2 separate regions of the Homo sapiens genome follow, and region 1 is linked to region 2. A link is a loop called in an ENCODE intact Hi-C map of the cell type or tissue named here. Cell type or tissue: OCI-LY7. All regions are shown on one strand. Links, peaks and the distances in the headings refer to the core of each region. The heading gives the core; the rest is flanking DNA.

Region 1 (9,957 bases), core at 448-8,447, 60 kb before region 2:
TCTCCTTCAATCTGGAATAATTTCTTTCTCTTTTTTTTCAAGGCCTTGACACTTTTGAAGATCTGAAGATGACAGGCCTAGTTATTCTGTAGAATACCCCTCAATTTTCATTTGTGTGATATTTTTCATGATTAGATCTTTGATTAGATTTTTATGATTAGATCTTTGGCAGGGTTATTGTAAAAGTGATGCTGCATTCTTCTTATTACGTCTTATCAGGTGGCAGGCAATTTCAGTGTGTCCTATTATGGTATTCACTTTATGTGATTAAAGTTGTGGCTGCCAGACTTGCCCTTTTTAAGGTATTCATTCCCTGTTTGTAATTAACTAATATTTTGCGGTAGGTGCTTTGAAACTATGTAAATATTTTGTTTTGTTTGTCATATTTTAAATTCACTTATTTACATGTACCTAGGTTTATCTTCGCAAGGACATAATGCATTACTATTTATTTTGGTGCTCAAATTGTTCTTGATTGGCCAGTGAGAACCCCCTGGCTTATTTTCTTTTTTGTTTTTGATACCTCTTCCTTTTTTGAGTACTCCTTGTTTTTTAGCACAATTAGATGTTCTAACATATCTTCTACTTTTCCTGGTTGTTTTTAGTGGAAAATGATACTTAGAAGCCAAGATCTGGGGCTTGTGTACATTGTTGTTTTTAGGGTATTGTTACTCTCAGGCCCTCTTCATATACAAAGCTAGGAAATATTTTTATGTACTTACACATATTTACATCTATTTTTATTTATATATCTATAAATATATACAATGGTCCCTGATTTATACTTCTTTGACTTTACCAGGGGTTTTATTGGGGTACTAAGTGCATTTTCAACCTGTGATATTTTTGGCTTAAATGATGGGTTTATCCAGATGTAAACCCATTGTAAATCGAGGAGCATCTGCATATTTCTATAATGCAATTCTAATCCAGCACCACCAGGTTCACTCTAAGTTGTTTTTTTTCCCCTTTCCATACTTGTAACTTATCTCTAACAGTGAGAAATAGTTTTGTTTCCATATGTTATGTGTGTGAGGAAGTTAAGGTAAACATTTGTTCAAACATTTTTGAGCCAGAAGTGTCTGCAGTCCAATTAATTTCTGAAGTATTTCTAAAGAGATAAAATTCCAAACTGTAAAAAGGCAAGTTTTAATTCCGTGATAAAGTACATTTATGTGAAATATTTCATTCCTTAGTAATTCTTGAGGCGACTGTGAAAGGAGGATGGAAGAAATCCAGTACTTTTACTCTTTACATTGGACAAGTTATTTGTGGAGATAATTGCTCAATTTCAGTATGAGTGCAGTGATTTTGATGCAGTTGTGTTTTTCTTTTTTATTCTTTTTTGGAGAAGGGTCTCGCTCTGTCGCCCAGGCTGTAGTGCAGTGGCATGATCACTGCTCACTGCAGCTTTGAACTCATGGCCTCAATCAATCCTTTCACCTCAGCATCCTGAGTAGCTGAGACTACAGGCATATGCCACCACGCCCAGCTAATTTTTCTATTTTTTATAGAGGTAGAGGTCTTACTATGTTGCCAGGATTGGTCTCCAGCTCCTGGGCTTGAGTGATCCTTCCACCTCGAACCTCCCAAAGTACTGGGATTACAGGTGTGAGCCACTGCACCCAGCTGTGGTTTTCATATATTCAGGTTATATTGTTTGCATGATCCTGAAGTCTTGAAGCACCTAATAATGGTGTTCTTGGAATTTCACACCTTAGGTCACTCTAGACTCTTTGTGGGAGCATGGAGGGAGGTCTGATGGAGGGGGGGTGGGGAGAGGAGGGTATGTTTGTAGTAGGACCAGTGCAAGAAACTAGTGATCTAAAAATGAATCTTGTTGCCAAGGTTATCACACAACCTAGAATAAGTTGGTTTGACTTTCCTCTTCCTTATAGATTTTGGAAGTGATTTAAGAGGCATATCCTTTGAGACTAGAATAAATCTCTCAGTCTTCTAGGAAAAGATAAGGATCTTGGCAGCATCAAATGGATCCTTTGGGTGCCCTATTAATCCCTGGGGACTTCAGAAGATTTAGTTTATTGTCTTGATGCTGACTGCAAAATAGCAGGGACTGTATATAGTAGATGCTTTTTGATTTGTCGTGGATACCTGGTATCAACAGAGGGTCCTGTCTGCTCTTTTAAAAGCCATTCCCAAGCCAGGGACCCTAGGAGTCATCTTTATTTTCCTGACCTTAGTAATTGAAATTTCTGTCGATTCTGTCTTACAAATGTCTACAGAGTGAGACACTTTAGGGTAGGATAGGAAGGCTGGATAAGGTGAAGGGCTTTTGATAGGCAGAGGGTAAAAACAATTACCTTAATCTGTTTTTTCCCCAATTATAAAAATAATCTTGCTGTAAAAATTCAAACATAGAAATATAGAACATAGAAGATGAAAATTCTCCACAATTCCATCTCCCAGATATACTCCGGTATGTGTAGTTAAAATTGATAGCTAGCTAGAATCAAATTCCCTCTGAAGAGTGTGTATCAATTTGTACTTCCATCAATGGTATATAAAATTACCTGTATGCATTTTTGACCAAAATGGGTATTGGTTGTCTTATAATACTTGTGGACATCTGAGAGAGGCAATATAGTATAGTATGTAAGAACATAAGTTTTGGAGTCAGATTGCCTGGATTTAAATCCACGACTTACTAATTATGACATTGAAAAATTAAATGTCAATTCTTTTAGGTATAGTACATATACAGTGTGCCTTTTGTGTTCTACATGGTTTTTATTGATGTGTTGCTTATCCTTATGCATTGGCTCTGGTGTTTGCCATATGGATGCTTAAATTTTAATGTAATCAAATTTGTCAGTCTCTTTATGCCTTTTGGTTTTAATGTTATTATTGGAAAGTATTTGCACCAAGATTATAAAAGTAATAACCTAGCTTTTTAAATTTTGGCTTAAGGAGTGAAAAAATAATCTAGCTTTATGCTCCCCAAATTTCTAACTAGTTGTAGTGCCGTTTGTTGAATAATCGTTTTACTTCTGAAAGTCTGCCTTTATCAATAGTAAATCCCCAAATATGTTTATACTATGTCAGGATTTTCTTTTTTTTATTTGTTGTGTTTTTTATGATACTATGCTATTTTGACCTCTCTCCCCTTCATTGTATATTTAATATCTGGAAGTGTTGCTTTGTTACTCTGCTTTTAAATGAATTTTCCAGGTGGACATGAATCATTTTTATCAGCTTCTAAAAATAATTCTTGGCCGGGTGCGGTGGCTCATGCCTGTAATCCCAGCACTTTGGGAGGCCGAGGCGGGCGGATCACGAGGTCAGGAGATCGAGACCATCCTGGCTAACACGGTGAAACCCTGTCTCTACTAAAAATACAAAAAAATTAGCGGGGTGTGGTAGCAGGCGCCTGTAGTCCCAGCTACTCGGGAGGCTGAGGCAGGAGAATGGCATGAACCCGGGAGGCGGAGCTTGTAGTGAGCCGAGATCGTGCCACTGCACCCAGCCTGGGGGACTGAGCTAGACTCCCATCTCAAAATAATAATAATAATAATTCTTGGTGGTATGTTGATTGAGAGGGTCTGCATTTGTAGATTAATTTAGAAGATCATTGATAACTTTACGATAGCATATCTCTTTCTAGGAAGATAGATTTCCCATTTATTTGATGTTTGATGCCCTTTAGTGGCATTTATGATTTTCATCTTGTCATATCTGTGTTTCTTGTTGATACGCATATTTGTTATTTTTAAGAAACCATATATTTTTGTTATATTTATTTCTAAAAACATTTTGGAGGGAGGGCAAGGGCTTCTGTTTTTATGAGGCTATTTCATCAATTGCATTATTATCTGGCTATTTAAATAAAGGAAGCAATTGAGTTTCATGTTTATTATCTACTATAGTGATGACTTTTGAAGAATTGCTTTTAGTATTTTAGTTGATATGTTTGTATTTTCTGGGTGTATAGTAATAGATTCGTGAGCAGGCATAGGTCTTTTTTTTTTTTTTTTTTGAGACAGGGTCTCGCTCTGTCACTCAGGCTGGAGTCAGTGGTGTGATCATAGCTCACTGCAGCCTTGACCTCCTGGGCTGAAGTGACAGGTGTGCACAACCCAGTTTGCATATTTATTTGTAGAGATGTGGTCCCACTCCGTTGCCCAGGCTAGGGCTGATTCTGTTTTGTTTTTTTTCTTGAGACGGAGTCTTCCTCTGTCACCCAGGCTGGATTGCAGTGGCGCAATCTGGGCTCATTGCAACCTCCACCTCCTGGGTTCAAGCGATTCTTCTGCCTCAGCCTTCCAAGTAGCTGGGACTACAGGTGCACGCCATCATGCCTGGCTAATTTTTGTATTTTTAGTAGAGACGGGGTTTCACCATATTGGCCAGGCTGATCTCGAACTCCTGACCTTATGATCTGCCTGCCTCAGCCTCCCAAAGTGCCGGGATTACAGCTGTGAGCCACCGCGCCCGGCCAGGACTGATTCTTTTAAGTAGAAATTGGTCCCTGCTACTACTCTTCTGCCCCTTGAAGGTGTCATCAGTCATATGAGAATGGCCTCTTCAACCTTGTTGTTCCTGAACTGGATTTTTATTTATCTCTAAGAAATTAATACTAATTATAAACATTTTCTTTGAACTGCTTAGTATTTAGTGTGATGTACAGTAATAGAGCTGGCCCGCTTTATCCATGGGTTACATATGTATGGATTTTGTAGTCATGAATTCAACCAATCATGAATTGAAAATAATTTGAGAAGAAAATCAATAAAAAAATACAATAGCCAGGCATGGTGGCTCACACCTGTAATCCCAGCACTTTGGGAGGCTGAGGCGGGTGGATCACGAGGCCAGGAGGTGGAGACCAGCCTGACCAGTATGGTGAAATCCCATCTCTACTAAAAATACGAAAATTAGCCGAGTGTGGTGGCGTGTGCCTGTAGTCCCAGCTACTTGGGAGGCTGAGGCAGAAGAATTGCTTGAACCCGGGGGGCAGAGGTTGCAGTGAGCCGAGGTTGCGCCACTGCATTCCAGCCTGGGCAACAGGATGAGACTCCATCTCCAAAACAAACACCAATAAAGAACAATACAGATCCAGCCCAGCATCTTCACCAAGAGAGGTGCCTCCGCTCTCCCTCTCCCTCTCCCTTTCCCTCTCCCCCCTCTCCCTCTCCCCACGGTCTCCCTCTCCCTCTCTTTCCACGGTCTCCCACTGATGCCGAGCCGAAGCTGGACTGTACTGCTGCCATCTCGGCTCACTGCAGCCTCCCTGCCTGATTCTCCTGCCTCAGCCTGCCGAGTGCCTGCGATTGCAGGCGTGCGCCACCACGCCTGACTGGTTTTCCTATTTTTTTGGTGGAGACGGGGTTTCGCTGTGTTGGCCGGGCTGGTCTCCAGCTCCGAACTGCGAGTGATCCGCCAGCCTCGGCCTCCCGAGGTGCCGGGATTGCAGACGGAGTCTGGTTCACTCAGTGCTCAATGGTGCCCAGGCTGGAGTGCAGTGGCGTGATCTCGGCTCGCTACAACCTCCACCTCCCAGCCGCCTGCCTTGGCCTCCCAAAGTGCCAAGATTGCAGCCTCTGCCCGGCCGCCACCCCGTCTGGGAAGTGAGGAGCGTCTCTGCCTGGCCGCCCATCGTCTGGGACGTGAGGAGCCCCTCTGCCTGGCTACCCAGTCTGGAAAGTGAGGAGCGTCTCTGCCCGGCCGCCATCCCATCTAGGAAGTGAGGAGCGCCTCTTCCCGGCCGCCATCCCATCTAGGAAGTGAGGAGCGTCTCTGCCCGGCCGCCCATCGTCTAAGATGTGGGGAGCGCCTCTGCCCCGCCGCCCCGTCTGGGATGTGAGGAGCGCCTCTACCCGGCCGTGACCCCGTCTGGGAGGTGAGGAGCGTCTCTGCCCAGCCGCCCCGTCTGAGAAGTGAGGAGACCCTCCGCCTGGCAACCGCCCCATATGAGAAGTGAGGAGCCCCTCCGCCCGGCAGCCACCCCGTCTGGGAAGTGAGGAGCATCTCCGCCCGGCAGCCACCTCGTCCGGGAGGGAGGTGGGGGGGTCAGCCCCCCGCCCGGCCAGCTGCCCCGTCCGGGAGGGAGGTGGGGGGGTCAGTCCCCCCCCCCCCGGCCAGCCGCCCCGTCTGGGAGGGAGGTGGGGGGGGTCAGCCCCCTGCCCGGCCAGCCGCCCCGTCCGGGAGGTGAGGGGCGCCTCTGCCCGGCCGCCCCTACTGGGAAGTGAGGAGCCCCTCTGCCCGGCCAGCCGCCCCGTCCGGGAGGGAGGTGGGGGGTCAGCCCCCCGCCCGGCCAGCCGCCCGGTCCGGGAGGGAGGTGGGGGGGTCAGCCCCCCGCCCGGCCAGCCGCCCCGTCCGGGAGGTGAGGGGCGCCTCTGCCCGGCCGCCCCTACTGGGAAGTGAGGAGCCCCTCTGCCCAGCCACCACCCCGTCTGGGAAGTGTACCCAACAGCTCATTGAGAACGGGCCATGATGACAATGGCGGTTTTGTGGAATAGAAAGGGGGGAAAGGCGGGGAAAGGATTGAGAAATTGGATGGTTGCCATGTCTGTGTAGAAAGAGGTAGACACGGGAGACTTTTCATTTTGTTCTGTACTAAGAAAAATTCTTCTGCCTTGTGATCCTGTTGATCGGTGACCCTACCCCCAACCCTGTGCTCTCTGAAACATGTGCTGTGTCCACTCAGGGTTAAATGGATTAATGGTGGTGCAAGATGTGCTTTGTTAAACAGATGCTTGAAGGCAGCATGCTCATTAAGAGTCATCACCACTCCCTAATCTCAAGTACCCAGGGACACAAACACTGTGGAAGGCCGCAGGGTCCTCTGCATATGAAAACCAGAGACCTTTGTTCACTTGTTTATCTGCTGACCCTCCCTCCACTATTGTCCTATGACCCTGCCAAATCCTCCTCTGTGAGAAACACCCAAGAATGATCAATAAAAAAAAAAAAAAAAAAAGAACAATACAAATAACAACAATATAGCAATTATTTATGTAGCATTTGCATTGTTTTAGGCATTATAAGTAATTTAGAGATGATTTAAGGTATATGGGAGAATGTGCATAGGTTATATACAAATACAACACCATTTTATATGAGGGATACTTGGAGCATCCTCAGATTTTGGCATATGTGAGGGTTCTGGAACTAATCCCCCATAGATACTGAGGGATGACTGTAATTATGTATATCATTAAATGACAGTTATTTTGAGCCTTTATTTAATTATTGTAGTAGGCTTGATGTAATTTACATGTATGATAAACATGTAAATGTGTGACAAGGAAAAGGATCTTTGTCACTACTTATACCCTAAGGTTTATTTTTGTCCCATGTGTTTCATAGACCTTAACCTTACCCTTTCTTGTAGTATTTTTTTTTTGAGACGGAGTGTCGTTTTGTCGCCCAGGCTGGAGTGCAGTGGCACGATCTCTGCTCACTGCAAGCTCCGCCTCCCAGATTCACTCCATTCTCCTGCCCCAGCCTCCTGAGTAGCTGGGACTACAGGTACCCGCCGCCACGCCTGGCTAATTTTTTGTATTTTTAGTAGAGATGGGGTTTCACCATGTTAGCCAGGATGGTCTCGATCTCCTGACCTCGTGATGCGCCCGCCTCGGCCTTCCAAAGTGCTGGGATTACAGGCGTGAGCCACTGCGTCTGGCCCTCTTTCTTGTAATATATTTAACAGATAATTTTGTGTGAATGATAGGTGTGTTCCCCAGAATACTGATGTTTTCCTCATACTCACTCACTATCACTGTAAATGACTAGTCTGGAGTACCACCTCTTTTTTCTTTTTAATTAGTACAACAGGAAGCTGTTAGACCAGTTGGAGAAGTGAAATGTGGAGGTAATTTAGCTTATTAATGACATAACTCAGATTAGAAAAAGAAATCCAAGTTTCCTGACTCTGTTGGTTTTTTTTGCTTATTATACCAGCATTTTCCTAGGTATGTTCTGAAGAATACAGTTTCTTTAGAATAATACTATTTCCCAAAGATTTTTAATAGGTGTTAGAGAAAAAAAGAGTTTTGGGCTCATCTAAGTGAGGAAATTCTGAGTTGATAGACCTGGTTTTCCATCTTCTCTTTGGCGGACGCCAGTTTGTTATAGATGATTATTTTTTTAGTTTAGAAATAACTGGATACAGCTTAATTTACAAAAAAAGTTTACATCAATATTTGAGCCAAGAAGTTTCAGAGAAAGATTTATCCTTAAAGTAGTGTGTAATTCTTCATGATCTCAAGTTTTAAAAAATAGACTTAAGGCTGGGTGCAGTGGCTCATGCCTGTAATCCCAGCACTTTGGGAGGCTGAGGCAGGCGGATCACTTGAGGTCAGGAGTTCGAGACCAGCTTGGCCAACATGGTGAAACTCTGTGTCTACTAAAAATACAAAAATTAGCCGGGTGTGGTTGCGCATGCCTGTAATTCCGCCTACTCGGGAGGCTTGAACTCAGGAGGCGGAGGCTGTGGCGAGCTGAGGTCACGCCAGTGCACTCCAGCCTGGGTGACAGAGCGAGACTCCGTCTCCAAAAAAAAAAAAAAAAATAGACTTTAAGTTTTTTGAGTAGTTTCAGGTTTACAGAAAAATTGATTAAGAAGTGTAAAAAATTCCCAAACCCTCCTTCTCCATTTCCCCTATTATTAACATCTTGCATTCATGCAGTATATTTGTTAGAATTGATAAGCCAATAGTGATACATTATTATTAGCTAAAGTCTATTGTTTATATTAGGCTTCACTCTTTGTGTTGTACATTCTGTGGGTTTTGACAAATGTATACATGTCCCTGATTGTTGCTGATAATGGCAACAATCTGTTCAGTAGTTATAGCTTATGGATGAGCGAAATGAATTACAGGAATGTTAGAAGGGATGAGAAGGAGGAATTGGGAATACTCTCTAATCAGGCACTTGCATTACCTAAGATCAGATTACTTTTTTACTGACAGCATATGTGGGAATAATGTATTACTGATGTTGAAATTACCTGTATTGAATCTTTGGAAGCAGATTTTTAAAGTTATCTCTTCTTTAAAAATGATTATCAACATTTGGTAATCCATGTTCACAATTTCTGGAAAACTGAAATTTGAATGTTGGCGTGTTTTCATTCTGAGAAATGATTTAAATGAAAGTAGAAGCTCTCCCATCATTACTTTTTTTAAGTCATTGCTCTACAGCTCTTAGTTGGCCTCTTTGTGTACATCCTGTTCATCCAAGTCCAACTCAAGTACCATTATTTCCACTGAAACTTCCACCCAATGTTTAAAATTTCCCTTCTTTGGATTTATATATTTTTCTTCTGAACTTTTTTGTTGTGATAAAATACAAATAAAATATCTTAACCATTTTTAAATGTATTCTACACTGGTATTAAGTACATTCATATTATTGTATACCCTTCACCACTGTTCATCTCCAGAACTCTTTTCATTTTGCAAAACTTTAACTCTATACCCATTAAACAATAACTCCCAAAGCCTCCTAGCCGCTGGCAGCTACCATTTAACTTTCTGTGTCTATTATTTTGACCAAGTACCTCGTGAGTCACTTAGCATATTGTCCTCAAGGTTCATCTGTGTTTCAGCATATGTCAGAATTTCCTTCCTAAGACCAAATAATACTCCATTGTATGTATATACCACATTTTGCTTATCCATTCATCTGTGGGTAGACACTGGGGTTGATGCCATATTTTAGCCATTGTGGATAATGCTGTATGAACATGGGTCGATAAATATCTCCTTGAGACCCAGCTTTCATTTCTTTTGGATATATACACCGAAGCGGAATTGCTGGCTCATATGGTAATTCTGTGTTTAGTATTTTTTTTTTTTTTTTTTTTTAAGGAACCACCATATTGTTTTCCACAGTGGCTCTACCACTGTATATTTCCACCGAAAGTATACAAGAGTTCCAGTTTCTCTACATCCTCACCAACACTTGCTATTTTGTTTCTTTGATAATAGCAAT
Region 2 (9,957 bases), core at 1,059-9,058:
CATGTTTATGAACTAGAAACCTAGGTTGTGGTTGGATAATTTACTGTTCTTCCTTATATGTTGTTCTTCAGCAGGCAATTTATCTTCCTTAGCTAGTTCTAGAGAATATAGAGGACCAAAATTTGTCTCCTTCTCTAATCACCACCAGTAGAGTCTTGGTTTAGGGGTTTTGGTGAAAAGAGAAAGTCTTGCTACAACAGTGCGAATAACTGAATCATTTATGTCTTATCACACCTAACACTTTTACATTTTTAGAAGAATACTCTTCTTAAATAGGGCTTTCATTTTGGAATAAGGTTGCTTGAAAGACAAGCTCCAGAGTTTATCACATTTAGTAGCCACTTATTTTTTTTACTAACTCAACAGAGGATATAGCCATATACTTATTCTCACTAAGTGCATTTTACTTAAGGTAGAAGTATGAAGATATAAATTAATCTGAATGGTTCAGTTGTATTCATATCCATAATAGCATAACCAGAACAATGAGGCATCTTTCCTGGTATTAGTGTAGGTTATAACTCATTCAGTTTTAATATGGCTGATAATAAAAGTTAGTTCATGAAATATTTAAAGATGTATATAATTGACATTCTTTCCTCCCTTTTTTCAATAGCAACTTTTTAACTGTCAGTCTTTACACAAACTGAGTTTGCCAGACAATGATTTAACAACGTTACCAGCATCCATTGCAAACCTTATTAATCTCAGGGAACTGGATGTCAGCAAGAATGGTAAGGCTTTTTTTGCCCATAATTTTTTGTACTTGGGAACATGTTTCATTACTAAGATTTCTATTGAGTTTTCAAAAATAAAAATATAAAAATAAGTTAAATCTAATGTATTAATATGAACTTCATCTAAGAATGTTTTATGTAAAGATAGTTGCCCGACTTTACAAGTTTTGCCACCTGTTTTGTATCAAATACAGTAAAATTAAATGTTATAGCCTTGGCTTAGAATTTGTTTAATATGTGTATGTAAAATCTGTGATAGCTTAAAGCACATGGAGAATAAATGTAAGGGATTTTTTTGTTGTTGTTTTTACATTTTTAATTGCGGTCATCATGTTGCAGGATAGATCTCTTGTGCTTATTTCTCCTGTCAAACTGAAATCTTATACCCTTTGAACAACATATTCCAATCCTCCATCCCTGCTTCCCCATCCCCAGCCCCTGGTAACCACCATGCTACTCTGCCTCTGCCTCAGCAAGATTCCATATGTAAGTGAGCTTATGTGGTATTTTTTTTTTTTTTTTCTGTTCCTGGCTTGTTTTACTTAACATAATATCCTCCAGGTTTATCCATGTTATTGCAAATTAACAGGGTTTTCTTCTTTTTAAAGGCTGAATAGTATTCCATTGTGTATATCATATTTTCTTCATTCATTCATCCGTTGATGGACACTTAGGTTGGTTCCTTATCTTGGCTATTGTGAATAGTGCTGTAATGAACATGGGAGTGTAAATATTTCTTCAGCATACTGATTTCATTCACTTTGATACATATCCAGTAGTGGGATTGCTGGATCTTGTGGTAGTTCTGATTTTTTGAGGACTCTCCATACTGTTTTCCATAGCAGCTATACTAATTTACATCCCCACCAACAGTGTGCAAGCATTCCCTTTTCTCGACACCCTCATCAGCACTTATCTTTAGTCTTTTTACTCATTCTAGCAGGTGTGAGGTTGTATCTCACTGTAGATTTAATTTGCATTTCTCTGGTGATTAATGATGTTGAACATTTTTCATATACCTGTTGGTGATTTGTGTGTGTTTTGTTGAGAACTATCTATTCAGGTCATTTGCTGATTTTTATGTCAGATTACTTGTTTTCTTGTTATTGAGGTTTTTTAGTTTCTTACATATTTTGAATGCTAACCCCTTCTCAGATGTATAGCTTGCAAACATTTTCTCCCACTCCATAATCTGTTTCTTCACTCTGTTGTTTCTTTGGCTGTACAGCTGCTGTTTTGTGTGGTGTGATCCCGTTTGTCTGTTTTTGCTTTTTTTGCCTGTGCTTTTGGGGTCATATTAAGAAAAATCATTGTTATAGCCATTGCCAGGCTCCAGAATGTCATGGAGCTTTTCTCCTATTTTTTTTTTCCTAGTAGTTTTTTTTTTTTTTTTTTTTTAACAGTTTTGGGTGTTATAGTTAAGTCTTTAATCCATTTTGAGTTGATTTTTTAAATGGTGTAAGATAAGGGTTTAATTTCATTCTTCTGCATGTGGATGTCCAGTTGTCCCAACACCATTTATTGAAGAGACTGTCCTTTACCCATTGTGTGTTCTTGGCACCTTTGTCAAAAAATAATTGACAAAATACGTGGATTTATTTTTGGGCTGTCTATTCTGTTCCATTGGTCTGTCTGTATTCATGTCATTACCATGCTGCTTTGATTACGATTGCTTTGTAGCATATTGTGAAGTCGGGTGTGATGCCTGCCGTTTAGTTCTTTTTGTTCACCGTTGCTTTGGGTATTCAGTCTTTTGTGGCTCCATATGAATCATAGGATTTTTCTTTTTCTATGAAAAATGTCACTGGAATTTTGGTAGGGATTGGGTTGAATCTGTAGACCACTTTGGGTAGTATGGACGTTTTAACAATATTGATTTTGAAGTCCGTGAACACAGGATTTCTTTCCATTTATTGTGCTGCTTCAATTTTTTTCATCAAATGTTCTATAGTTTTCAGTGTATATGTCTTTTACCTCTTTAGTTAAATTTATTTCTAAGTATTTTATTTTTTTGGTAGCTATTATAAATGGGATTGTTTTCTTAATAACCTTTTCATATAGTTTGTTGTTAATATGTAAAAATGCTACTGATTTTTGTATGTTGATTTTTGTATCCTGCAATTTTACTGAATTTATTCTAACAGTATTTTGGTTGGAGTCTTTAGGGTTTTCTATATATAAGGTTATGTTGTCTGCAAATAGGGACACTTCAATTTCTCCTATTCTAATTTGGAATCCTTTTATTTCTTTCTCTGGGTAGGACTTAAGTACAACGTTGAAAAGAAGTGGCAGGAATAGGCATCCTTGCCTTATCCCAGATCTTAAAGGAAAAGCTTTCAACTTTTCATTGTTAAGTATGATGTGAGCTGTGGGTTTGTCACATATGGCCTTTATTGTGTTGAGGTGCTTTCCGTCTATACCTGATGTGTTGAGAGTTTATTATGAAAGGACGTTGAATTTTGTCAAATGCTTTTTCTGCATCCATTGAGAGATTTTTTTCCTTTGTTTTGTTGATGTGATATATCACTTTTATATATATGTTGAAATTATTAAGGCCAGGTAGTCTTGTTTAGTATGTTTAGTTTGATATTCATTAAGTATGGAAGATACGTTCTAAAATGTTAAGTCCTTACCTCAGAAGGAGAGAGAAATCAGCCCTTGAAATTTTTAGAATGAGTGTGTATTTCTTTTATAATTACAAAAAAGAAAGAATCACATGAGGATAAATTTTAAATGGTCTGACCAAATATAGGACTTTCACTAAACGCTAAATACTGTCATGTAATACTTCTTAATAAGAATTGGGGAAAAAACTTTATAAACAAGTCCCACCAAGTTAGTGCAGCAGTGCCAGCAAATATGTAGTAATCATATTCCACAGCTCTTAGCTTCAAAGTCATTCTTTGTCCTAATGATATGAGTATCCAGAAGTAATCCTTCTCCTATCAGTTTTCCTAAATTTTAGGACTTACTATGAAGCATTTTAGGGCTTATTAGAATTCATCCTGTTTTCACAATTAACAGTTAACTTTGGAAAGCTAATTAACCAGGTGTCTGTCTACACACACACACACACACACAAAGTTATGTTGGCTCACGCCTGTAATCTCAGCACTTTGGGACGCTGAGGTGGGTAGATCACTTGAGGTCAGGAGTTCAAGACCAGCCTGGCCAACGTGGTGAACCCTGTCTGTACTAAAAATACAAAAATTAGCCAGGCGTGGTGGCACGTGCCTGTAGTCCCAGCTAGTCAGGAGGCTGAGGCATGAGAATCACTTGAACCCCAGGAGATGGAGGTTACAGTGAGCCAAGATAGCACCACTGTACTCTAGCTTGGGCGACACAGCAAGACTCTCAAAAAAAAATATATATATATAGATATATATATATATTTATATATCTCCACTTATTAAATTCTGTTTATTTTAGTTGCAGGTCATTGAAATGTATGTTTTATAGGATTATGATCAAATCAGGACTTCTGTTTTAAGGATTTATTATTTGCTTATGTTCATCCTAGGTTAAGGTGAAGGTTTTAGTGGTTAGTGCCGTACTGACGTTCAGTTCACAATAACTAATAAATTTTAGCTTTAAAGATAGTACTGTATTTTATTTTACCTTTTGTTATTGAGCTGTTTAACTTTAGAGCTATTTATATTTTGAATAAATTTATTATTTAATTTTTATTTAGATTGGATTCATGCATAGTGATGTCCTGCTTTTTATCTAGCTATCTTAAAAATTTTTGGCCAGGCCCAGTGGCTCACACCTGTAATCCCAGCACTTTGGGAGGTCGAGGTGGAAGGATCCCTTGAGCTCAGGAGTTTGAGATCAGCCTGGGCGACATAGCAAAACCTTGTTTCTACAAAAAATCATAAACTTAGCTGCACATGGTGGCATGTGCCTGTGGTTCCGACTACTTCAGGCTGTTGTGGGAGGATTGCTTGAGCCTGGGAAGTCAAGGCTGCGGTAAGCCGTGATCATGCCATGGCACTCCAGCCTGGAAAATAGAGCAAGACCCTGTCTCAAAAAAAAAAAAAAAAAAAAAAAAATTATGCCCAAATAAGAAACATGTGTAAAAGGTAAAAGAACACACATGGCTCCACCAGTTGTTAGCATTTTGTTACATTTGTCTTACTTTTCTTTTTCATGTATGTGAATTTAAATATGTTCAGGAAAAAGATATATGCATATCATTGCTTATATAAAATGTCTTTTTGGCTGTGCGTGGTGGCTCACCCCTGTAATCCCAGCATTGTGGGAGGCCAAGGTGAGCAGATTACCTGAGGTCAGGAGTTTGTGACCAGCCTGGCGAATGTGGACCCCGTCTCTACTAAAAATGCAAAAAATAAGCCAGGCTTGGTGGTGGACGCCTATAATCCCAGCTACTCGGGAGTCTGAGGCAGGAGAATTGCTTGAGCTCGGGAGGCAGAGGTGGCAGTGAGCCGAGATTGTGCCATTGCACTCCAGCGACAAGAATGAGACTCCATCTCAAATGAATAAATAAATAAAAACAAAAGTCTTTTTGCTAAGCTTATTTAAATTTAAGTTGGAGGCATCATGTCTTCACTCCTAAATGTTTAAATATGCATCCCCTAAGAACAGGGGAATCGGAATAACCACAACATCATTATCACTCTTGAGAAATTTAACATCACAATTCCCCTGTTGCCTAATAATGCTCTTTTAAACTCTTTAGGCCCCTTCTGCATATCCCTCCTTACAAGTTAAAGATCATGTACAGCATTTAGTTGTTGTGTCTCTGGTCCTTTTAAATCAGGAACAGTTTGCTCATGATTTTCATGACAATTTCCATTTTTGAAGTGTTTAGATCAGTTGGCTTTTGATTTGTGTGACTATTCCTCTCATTATTTTATTCAGGCTAAATGTCTGCCGTTTCAGACTTTTCCTTGAGGGCAGTGTGAAATTTGTGTTTCCATCCCTAGTACTTAGTATTAGTGCTTGGTGGTGCCTGATACATTCCAAAGTAAATGAATTTGATTACCATCAGATCTCTATGGATGTTGACACATAATCCAGAGTATTATAGAATTCTAGAATTATTGTCACTTTAGTTGTCATCATATCTACCTTTTCATCCTAAAGGAGTATCTCTACATATGTTGACAGATAAATTAATCCAGAGTATTATAGAATTCTAGAATTATTGTCACTTTAGAAGTCATCACATCTACCTTTTCATCCTAAAGGAGTATCTTTCTGATCTTTTTAAATGGGAGTTGTTAAGGTATAAGGAAAGGGACTCAAGATAATTTGGGTATTGATTAAAAATCGTATACATCTGAAATTGTATGTATTGGGTAAACTTTGCTATCAGTCTTTATGGTATAGAAGTATTGCTTGGCTCAGTAATGAAAATAACTTGCATATATGCTTCATGAAAATGGATTAACCTCATGTTTATTACTCTAAAATGAGAATGGTGGAATTATGGCTATGTTCTAACCCTACAGCATCATTAAATTAATATCCTAGGCTTTTGTATAACTATTTAAAGAATTACATGTTGTAGAGTTAGGCAACCTATTAGACTGCAGAGTAGCTCTTTTACCTTTCTAGTTTAGCATTTTGTTGTTGCTTCTACTATATTGAAAACTTTTAAACAATTATTTCAACCTGTGAATGTTTTTGAGGCGTTGGAGATAATCTTTATGTGATCAAAAGATTTAGGAAAAGTACTTAACTGTTCTTCCTCAAGGAGGAATGACGTTACTTATTGCTGCCAATAAGTCTTAGTTTATTTGACTAAAAATTAAATTGGTCTGTTCTTGTTATATGATTCCTCACATAGAAGGGACCACATCTATTCTTTAACTTGCAGAATTGGTTTTTTTGCATTTTACTTGTTACTTGTATTTTCTCTCCTTTTAGTCTTGAATTGATGTCTAAGTGAAACTTCACTTCATTGTTCATAACAAGGCTAGCTGAAAGGAGACAAGAGACTATGATAGTGTCAGAAGTTACCTTGCCAAGTAAAAATTCTAGTTATTTTAATTCCTCATCTTATATTCTTCATAAGTGGTGTATTTAACCCATTTTACCTTAAGAGAGCTGAGATAATTTTAATCAACCTGTAGTATTCAACCCTAATATGTATGTTTGTATAGGTCTATTGTGTTGAAAAAAAATTAATAAAGCACACATATTAGGTTGCATATTAGGTCGATGTGGCTGGATGTTAGAAATTTGAATTTTGTTGCATTTTTGATTTGATAATAGACTGCTTAAAAGAAAGGTTAGTACATTTAAGCAAATGTAATATTTTGAAATTATTAAAATGTAATTTCATGAAATTATTAAAATTTAATAATATAAGCTATTACTGTTTCGCTTATATTTAAGCTCTAGTGTTTTCTCCTTTTAGGTTTTTATATCATTTCAGTCTAATATTTAAGTTTATCATAATATGCTAGGTACAGTTTTCAGATTCATTAGCTGTTGTGCACTGTTTGGAAGGAGGCAGGAAATTTGTGGCATACTTTGTTATTCATCATATCATCAAGCTGTATTTCTTTAAAAGCACTTGCTTTTAGGATTTTGGCTTTTAGGCTGTGATAGTTTCTGATTTTTTATGTAGTTCTTATCAGTGTTTTTCATTTGGTAAGTTAGCATGGTTTAGGAATAAAAAGAAATGGCCTCTATTCTTTGCTTCTCTGTTTATTGGTCTGGTTATTAAACTGGGGACTTAATCTAAATTTGTTAGTTCATCTGTAAGATTGTTAAACACATGAAATGGATCAGTCTAGGAAGTATATAATTCTAAGGGATTTAATATTTGTATTTATCAAGAAATTCAGTTTTTTCTTTTACAGTCTATGATAAAACTGGAATGTTAATTTGTTCTGGGTCTTAATTTGCTCTTCTCTTTCTTTTCTCGAGTTTTGGTTTACTGTATGTATGCTTTTTATTTTATTTTATTTTATTTTACTTTAAGTTCTGGGATACATGTGCTGAACGTGCAGGTTTATTACATAGGTATACACGTGCCATGGTGGTTTGCTGCACCTATCAACCCGTCATCTAGGTTTTAAGCTTCACATGCATTAGGTGTTTGTCCTAATGCTATCCCTCCACTTTCCCCTCACTCCCCATCAGGCCCCAGTGTGTGATGTTCCCCTCCCTGCGTCCATGTATTCTGATTGTTCAACTCCCACTTATGAGCAAGAACATGCGGCGTTTGATTTTCTGTTCCTGTGTTAGTTTGCTGAGGATGATGGTTTCCAGCTTTATCCATGTCCCGGTAAAGGACATGAACCCATTCTTTTTTATGGCTGCATAATATTCCATGGTGTATTATGTGCCACATTTTCTTTATCCAATCTGTCATTGATGGGCATTTGAGTTGGTTCTAAGTTTTTGCTATTATAAATAGTGCTGCAATAAACATAATGTGTGCATGTACACTTTTTAAAGTTATAAAAAGTTCTCTAAGCTGCTATCCCAAGCCATTGCAAATAGCAACCAGTATTAGAGAAATGATCTGCTGTTGCAATCAAATGGCTTTTCTTGTAGGGAAGACTGAGAAGATGTGATTAAAACATTCTGTCAAAGTGGTTGATGGGGAAAGCTGGTGGGGAGGGGAGATAAAAGAAAAACCGTGTAGCTATTAATTCTCTTATATGAACATAATGAATAAAATGCCAGGGATTACAAGGCAGAGAAACCAGAAAGAGTAGCTCAGATCCTTCTGTCTAATATGGCAATACTAGCGAGGTTAACCAAGGTATTTCTTTTTAGTTGAGTCAAAAAGCCCAGGAAGAGTGAATTGAAAGTTTGTGGTCAAAGCAGAAAGCAGTTCTTTTAACTTGAGAAAATCTGATGACTGGGGACAAACTAGTGGAAAAGCCTTTTCACATTAAACTAAAAGAAGTTAAATTGATTAAGAGGATATTACAGATTGATGGGGAAGTTATGGTATGTTGCTCTTGTGTTTTAAATTTCTAAAATTGCCATTTTGCTTTGTAGTTGACGTTTTGAGCCCAGCTGTTTTAATAAATCACTTTATTTAAGATAATGAAAGAAGGAAAACCATGTTTTACACTGTCCATGTTTAGACTGGTGATTTCTGGCCACTGCCAAGTGTTTTGATAAATGTAGACTGTTAACTGGAGTGTGCACTCATTTGTGCCCTACCATAGCGTAGGCATTATTATTTGTTGTGTTATATCTGGTCCAAATCATACATGTGTTATCCTCTGGAAGCTATCATCATTTGAGTTTGCAATTTCCGGTTAGTTTTGACCAGAACTCGAATGTTTTATTCTGTAGTATGGTAATCATTGCCTTTGGAGTGCAGGAACAGTAAGGGACTCCTGTTGACTTAAATTCAACAACTGGGACAGTGGGATGTTGACACCTGCCTGGCAGAGACCACCAGGGACTCACCTGCAGTTAAACAGTTTGTGTTTATTACTTCATGGTGAGCAAAAACTCATATTATTGGGATTCATGAGGGTCGCAGAAGGTGTAAAAAAAAAATACAGGATTTGGGCTTTTGCTTGGTGATTGGGAAGGTTTCAGAAAATAACGGTTTGCCGTGGATGGGATGCTGTCAAGAAGTGGGGTAATTCTATGATTGGGTATCTTAATGTTATCTATAGAGAAGTTGATTAGAGTAGAACTAAAGCTGTAATCAGTAAACAATACATCAGTCACTTATTATCTGGGAAAAGGTGCTGTTTGGTATTTTTTGGCTTGGACAATATCATGTTTTGTCTTTTTTCAGACATGATTATAAATGTGTTTTTGTCTTGATATATCATGGTTACAGAATGGATTGGTGTGATATTGATGTTCTGTGAAATAGTTTTGTTCAGCAGGAGAACACTGAGGCCTCCATCTGAATGCCAGGGCTTGTTTGTATTAAGACCAAGGACTAGTGATAGTACCAGGCCAGCTCCTAGGTGTCAGAAGGGGTTTTCTCTTTCTCAGAAGTAAAGAGAGAGAGTTCTTCTGTAACTGAGAGTGATTTGAAGAAGACATTTGTGTTTTGTGATATCTAATCTAGAGCTTCATTTCACATTGGAGCAGCAGTCTTTTTTTTTTTTTTTTTTTTTTTTTATAAGAGGCGGTGTCTTGCTCTGTTTGTTTCCCAGGCTGGAGTACAGTGGCATGATCATAGCTCACTGCATCCCGAACTCTTGGACTCAAGGGAGGCTTCCCCCTCATCCTCCTGAGTAGCTGGGACTACAGGTGTGCA

Evidence for each region. Hi-C counts contacts between places; a loop is a spot of excess contacts. Peaks named below come from ENCODE experiments on the same cell type or tissue, not always from the same donor. Only the 100,000 strongest peaks of a DNase experiment are listed, where the experiment ranks them.
Region 1: it touches region 2 in a loop (4-fold over the local background); 6 of 110 quality-filtered maps call a loop at or near these places.

The regions. Positions count from the first base shown.
Region 1 is chr5:65,934,396-65,944,352 of GRCh38, forward strand. The region is part of intron 1 of ERBIN (erbb2 interacting protein); the gene reads left to right. Among named protein-coding and RNA genes, the nearest start is that of ERBIN, 13 kb to the left of the region's middle. In OCI-LY7, for the core only: CTCF peaks have their summits at 1,069 and 1,288; a DNase peak (open chromatin) is centred at 4,106; H3K4me3 peaks cover 3,519 bases; H3K27ac peaks cover 3,827 bases.
Region 2 is chr5:65,994,131-66,004,087 of GRCh38, forward strand. It overlaps ERBIN (erbb2 interacting protein), which reads left to right. Exons shown (of 26, transcript NM_001253697.2): 4 at 617-734. Among named protein-coding and RNA genes, the nearest start is that of ERBIN, 73 kb to the left of the region's middle. In OCI-LY7, for the core only: no CTCF peak of the experiment used is centred there; no DNase peak of the experiment used is centred there.